Linked DNA regions of Mus musculus: region 2 is linked to region 1. Evidence: chromatin loops called from intact Hi-C (ENCODE). Cell type or tissue: left cerebral cortex. All regions are shown on one strand. Each heading gives the region's core, and the rest is flanking DNA. Links, peaks and the distances in the headings are about the cores only.

The links. Hi-C counts contacts between places; a loop is a spot of excess contacts. Peaks named below come from ENCODE experiments on the same cell type or tissue, not always from the same donor. Only the 100,000 strongest peaks of a DNase experiment are listed, where the experiment ranks them.
Region 2: a loop joins it to region 1, with 8 times the contacts of the local background. A loop is called at or near these places in 22 of 42 quality-filtered maps.

What each region holds. Positions count from the first base shown.
Region 1 is chr6:68,301,094-68,304,017 of GRCm38, reverse strand. It overlaps Igk and Igkv2-109. Among named protein-coding and RNA genes, the nearest start is that of Gm25833, 230 kb to the left of the region's middle. In left cerebral cortex, for the core only: no CTCF peak of the experiment used is centred there; no DNase peak of the experiment used is centred there.
Region 2 is chr6:68,148,685-68,151,608 of GRCm38, reverse strand. It overlaps Igk. Among named protein-coding and RNA genes, the nearest start is that of Gm24911, 350 kb to the right of the region's middle. In left cerebral cortex, for the core only: no CTCF peak of the experiment used is centred there; a DNase peak (open chromatin) is centred at 1,526.

The DNA.
Region 1 (2,924 bases), core at 139-2,638:
GAGTTCAAGGGCAGCCTGGTGCACAGAGTGAGTTATAGGACAGCCAAGGCTATACATAGAAACCCTGTCTCAAAAAGCCAAGGGGGGGAAAAAAAGAGCCAGTAGTTGTTAATTTTTTATTTGCATTTTAACTTTTCATGGCAGTCTGTTTATTAATGATTACATTATGGATCCATTTGTTAGATTTTTTGATTAATTTTGTTATATGTTTTATTCTATGTATATTCTAGTTAATAATTCCTGAATGCATAGGTTCCATTTGTTCTAAGGACTCAGATACCCACTATTTTGACTCTTTCAACATCTATTTCTTACAAAGTCTTACATCATTTTCTATTGGTGCATCACATGGAATCAACAAATGTTTCCCAAGCCTGGCATAGCAACATGTTATCAATAAGCTTACATGAAAGTAAAAGTCAGAAAAAAGTTATTTAATCTGGATACGTTGGAAGGTGGGACAAATACATCCAGAGAACTAGACGAGTCCTGAAATGAGATTGAAGATAAAATATAAGGCTACCAATATGCACATTGATGTCGTCTTGGCCAAGGTGTGGTCCTGCCTACCACTAATCATAACTGAGTGCACTTGTTCCTATCGAATAAGGCATTTTATGAAATATCATTACTGCAGAGAAGTTGCTGCATCTTCTTCAAGCATGAACCCTCATGGAATGTTTCATTTCCTAGGGCTTCATTTTTCTTAGGTGAAATTCAGAGGAAAACAAGAATCTCTTAAAAAAAAATATTCACTTTCCCATGCTGGAAACATCATGTTACACCCAAAACAAAGAACTTACCAGGCAGCTTTGTCAACTGAGGCAAGGGTGTTTTTGTTCAGGGCTGTATCAGTGTGGGAGGAAGTTCTAGATTTTGAGCACAGTAATAAACACCCACATCCTCAGCCTCCACTCTGCTGATTCTCAGTGTGAAATCAGTTCCTGACCCACTGCTACTGAACCTGTCTGGGACTCCTGAGGCAAGGTTGGACATCTGATAAATCAGGAGCTGAGGAGACTGGCCTGGCTTCTGCAGATACCAATACAAATAAGTGATGCCATTACTATGTAGGAGACTCTTACTAGACCTGCAGGAGATGGAAGCTGATGTTCCAAGAGTGACTGGATTGGAGAATGCAGCCTGCGTCATCACAATATCTGCAGTGGATCCTGCAATAAGAGAATTAATTGGTTATGTAAAAAAATGATACGATGAAGTGAATTTCTTTCCTTTATTTTTTTCTACTTATTTTGTTCATGTCTTTCACTCATACTCTAAAAGTGCTCCACATAAAATATGCATGTAGAGGAAGCACAGAGAGTCTCTAGCATTTGACTTTTGGCTTTGGAACTGTCAGAGTTGTCACAGAAAAACAGACCTTAATCTCTTCACACTTTGAACCTCACAAGTCCTTTACTGGAGAACAGAACTGTATATCTCAGACATGTACAGAACATACATATTTATCATCATGTCTCAGAAATCCCCCTCCCTCAAAATTCTCCTTCTTCATCTTTGTCTCCTTACCAGGGATCCAGAGCACAAGCAGCCCCAGAAGCTGAGCAGAGAACCTCATTCTGCGAACTTGATATGGTGAGTCAAAAGTAATCAAGACAGAAAGAGGAGTGAGCTTTTACCCTGCACCTGCAAGAAGAGGTCCTCCCTAGGGAGCAATATGCAAATCTCCTGGTTGATAGAGCTGTGTAAAAAGTACCTAGAGAGTTAAAAAATCCCACTCTCAAGAGTTACTTGACAAAGTTCATTCCATGTTTGTAGAAAACTAACTCAGTCCTCACTGCCAATATTAGGGCAGATGAATTCCACTGTGAAACTTGAATCTGTGTGAATAGAGACCTGCAGGATCTAAAGACAAAGCACCACTAGATAGTCACACAGAACCATGCAATCTTTTCAATAACCTTGAAAAAATAAAGATTAAAAATTTTAAAAAAGATTGTTGTGGAAGCAAGAGTGTGCTATAGTGTATCACACAGTATACACTTTTGTCTATACATCTTTACCTGCAAATGTTCACTGCATTGAGTCATTAGTCTGGTTCAAGGCCTCTGGCTTTTGCTATACTATCAATACTTGTTCCTCACTAGGACTCTACTCAGATATTCTGTTGTTACTTATATCATAGAGCTCTTGCACCTTTGGATCAGGAGGAACAGTCCCTTCATGCACTCCAGCAGTTCTGAGATAGAGAAGTTATTAGGGTGGGCCTGGTTCAAGACCTGATTGGTAGCTGAATTGCTCTATCTGTCAGGTTTTCTGTACCCATAGGGCCAGGATGAACTTCCCAGCACTGGTTAGATCATCCATTCATTGCCTTAGAAGCAAAGACTGGGAACAACTGTCTTGCTTTCATGCCCAAAGGGCGAGCTAAGCTATACTCACACCATTAGGCAACCTGGAGGACCTATTTCTTGAGTGCTGAAGCTGGTGATGAATGGGATGAGCACTCTGGTTCTCACGATCTTGGAGCCAGCTCTCTCATCTGCTAAAGTTGTCAATGGGCAATAGGAAAAATATGTCTCTCTTTTTTTTATTGGATATTTTTGTTATTTGTAGTTCAAATATTATCCCCATACCAGGTCAACCAATCTCTCGTAAATGCCCAACCCAGCCGCCGCCCCCCCCCCCCCGCAACGGCTTCTATGAGCATGTTCTCCCACCTACTGTGATGGTTTGTATATTCTTGGGCCAGGGAGTGGCACCATTTGGATGTGTGACCTGGTTCGAGTATGTGTATCACTGTGGGTGTGGGCATAAGATCCTCATCCTAGCTGCCTGGAAGTCAGTCTTCCACTAGGAGCCTTTGGATGAAGACAGAACTCTCAGCTCCTCCTGCACTATACCTGCTGTGCTCCCAACTTGATGTTGATGGATTCAACCTCTGTACCTGTAAGCCAGCCCCA
Region 2 (2,924 bases), core at 212-2,711, 150 kb after region 1:
GACCTACAGGATCTAAAGAAAATGCACCACTAGATAGTCACACAGAACCATGCAATCTTTTCAATAACCTTGAAAAAATAAAGATTAAAAATTTAAAAAAAAGCTTGTTGTGGAAGCAACAGTTTGTTATAGTGCATCATACAGTATATACTTTTGTCTATACATCTTTACCTGCAAATGTTCACTGCATTGAGTCATTAGTCTGGTTCAAGGCCTCTGGCTTTTGCTATACTATCAATACTTGTTCCTCACTAGGACTCTACTCAGATATTCTGTTGTTACTTATATCATAGAGCTCTTGCACCTTTGGATCAGGAGGAATAGTCCCTTCATGCACTCCAGCAGTTCTGAGATAGAGACGATATTAGGGTGGGCCTGGTTCAAGACCTGATTGGTAGCTGAATTGCTCTATCTGTCAGGTTTTCTGTACCCATAGGGCCAGGATGAACTTCCCAGCACTGGTTAGATCATCCATTCATTGCCTTAGAAGCAAAGACTGGGAACAACTGTCTTGCTTTCATGCCCAAAGGGCGAGCTAAGCTATACTCACACCATTAGGCAACCTGGAGGACCTATTTCTTGAGTGCTGAAGCTGGTGATGAATGGGATGAGCACTCTGGTTCTCACGATCTTGGAGCCAGCTCTCTCATCTGCTAAAGTTGTCAATGGGCAATAGGAAAAAGTCTGACTCGCTTTTTTTATTGGATATTTTTGTTATTTGTAGTTCAAATGTTATCCCCATTCCAGGTCAAACAATCCCTGGAAAATGCCCAACCCACCTCCCCCCTCCGCCCCCCCCCCCCACACGGCTTCTATGAGCTTGTTCTCCCACCTACTTACCTACTGTGATGGTTATCTATTCTTGGGCCAGGGAGTGGCACCATTTGGAGGTGTGACCTGGTTGGAGTATGTGTATCACTGTGGGTGTGGGTATAAGTTCCTCACCCTAGCTGCCTGGAAGTCAGTCTTCCACTAGGAGCCTTTGGATGAAGACATAGAACTGTCAGCTCCTCCTGCACTATACCTGCTGTGCTCCAAACTTGATGGTGATGGACTGAACCTCTGAACCTGTAAGTCAGCCCCAATTAAATGTTGGTTTTCATAAGACTTGCCTTGGTCATGGTTTTCTGTTCACAGCAGTAAATCCCTAACTAAGACATCTACTCTCCCGCTCCTGCTCTCCCTGCCTTTGCATTCTCCAGCACTGGGGAATTGATCTTTATCAGGACCAAGGGCCTCTGTTCATATTGTCCTTAAACAAGGAAATCCTCTGCTATATATGTAGCTGGAACCATAGGTCATTTCATTAGTAATCCCTGGTTGGTGGCTTAGACCCTGGGAGCTCTAGGGTTTTTCTGGTTGTTTGACATTCTTGTTCTACTTATGGGGTTGGAAACCCCTTCAGCTCCTTTAGTCCTTTCTCTAACTCCTCCATTGGGGACACTGAGATGAGTCAAATGGTTGGCTGCTAGCATCCACCTCTATATTTGTCAGGCTCTGGCACAGCCTTTCAGGAGAAAGCTATATCAGGCTCCTGTCAGCATGTATTTCTTGGCATTCACAATAGTGTCTGCATTCAGTGACTGTATATGGGATGCATCTCCAGGTGAGGCAGTCTCTGGATGGTCTTTCCTTCAGTCTCTGCTCCATACTTTGTCTCCATATTTCCTACTATGAGTATTTTGTTTCCACTTCCAAGAAAGACTGAAGCACCCACACTTTGGTCTTCCTTTTTCTTGACTTTAATGTGCTCTGTGAACTGTATCTTGGGTATTCTGAGCTTTTCGGTTAATACCCACTTTTCACTGAGAGCATACCATGTGTGATCTTTTGTGACTAGGTACCTCACTCAGGGTATTTTCTATTTCCATCCATTTGCCTAATAGTTACATGACATCATTTTTTTTAATAACTGAGTAGTATACCATTGTGTTAATATACTACATTTTCTGTATCCATTCCTCTGTTGAGGGGCATCTGGGTTCTTTCCAGCTTCTGGCTATTATAAATAAGGCTGCTATGAACACAGTGTAGAATGTGTCATTGTTATATATTGGGACATCATTTGAGTATATGCCAAGGAATGGTATAGCTGGATCCTCAGTAATACAATGTCCAACTTTCTGAGGAACTGCCAGACTGATTTCAAGAGTAATTTTACCAGCTTGCAATCCCACCAACAATGGGGGAGAGTTCTTCTTTCCTCACGTCCTCCCCAGCATCTTCTGTCACTAGAGTTTTTTATCTTAGCCTTGCTGACTGATGTGAGGTGTACTCTCAGGTTTGTTTTTACATCTCTCCTATGGCCAAGCCACCTTGTGGCAGATGAGGGACAGGGCAGCTCTCCCTTGATCATGCCCTCAGAATGGCTTTTCATTTTCCTAACCAACAGAGCCAGCTCTAAAGTGCTACCAGGACCAAGTACAGATCTTACCCAAAAGTAGTCAGAGGTGCCAGCATATAACAAGATGTGCACATATTTTTTGCTTATAGTATTGCACATCAATATTGATACAACCCCCTTACGTTGCATGGCCACAGACCCAAACATGGCCCTCAGAGCTATTACAGGCCAAGACAATCAACCTTTGTCTCAGGTGCCAGGACAGGATATTCACATCAGGCTTTTCTTCTCCATGTGCACATCTCCAGTTCTTCCTTTGTTCATATTACTAAAACTGATCCAATTCTCTTTCTCTCCCACTCTCTACCATACCTTTTCATTTTGTATTGTCTCCCTCTGAGGGCAGGGCATGAGGCAGGCAGACCTCTGGGTGTCTTCCGCCTACCAGTGGTACATAGCGGAGTGTAGGCCTTCATAGAATAATGTTTTTTTAATATAGGTGCTCACAATATAACTCTCACTAACCTGGAACTCACAGAGATCCATCTGTCTTTGAATTATTACTATTGTCTCAAAACAT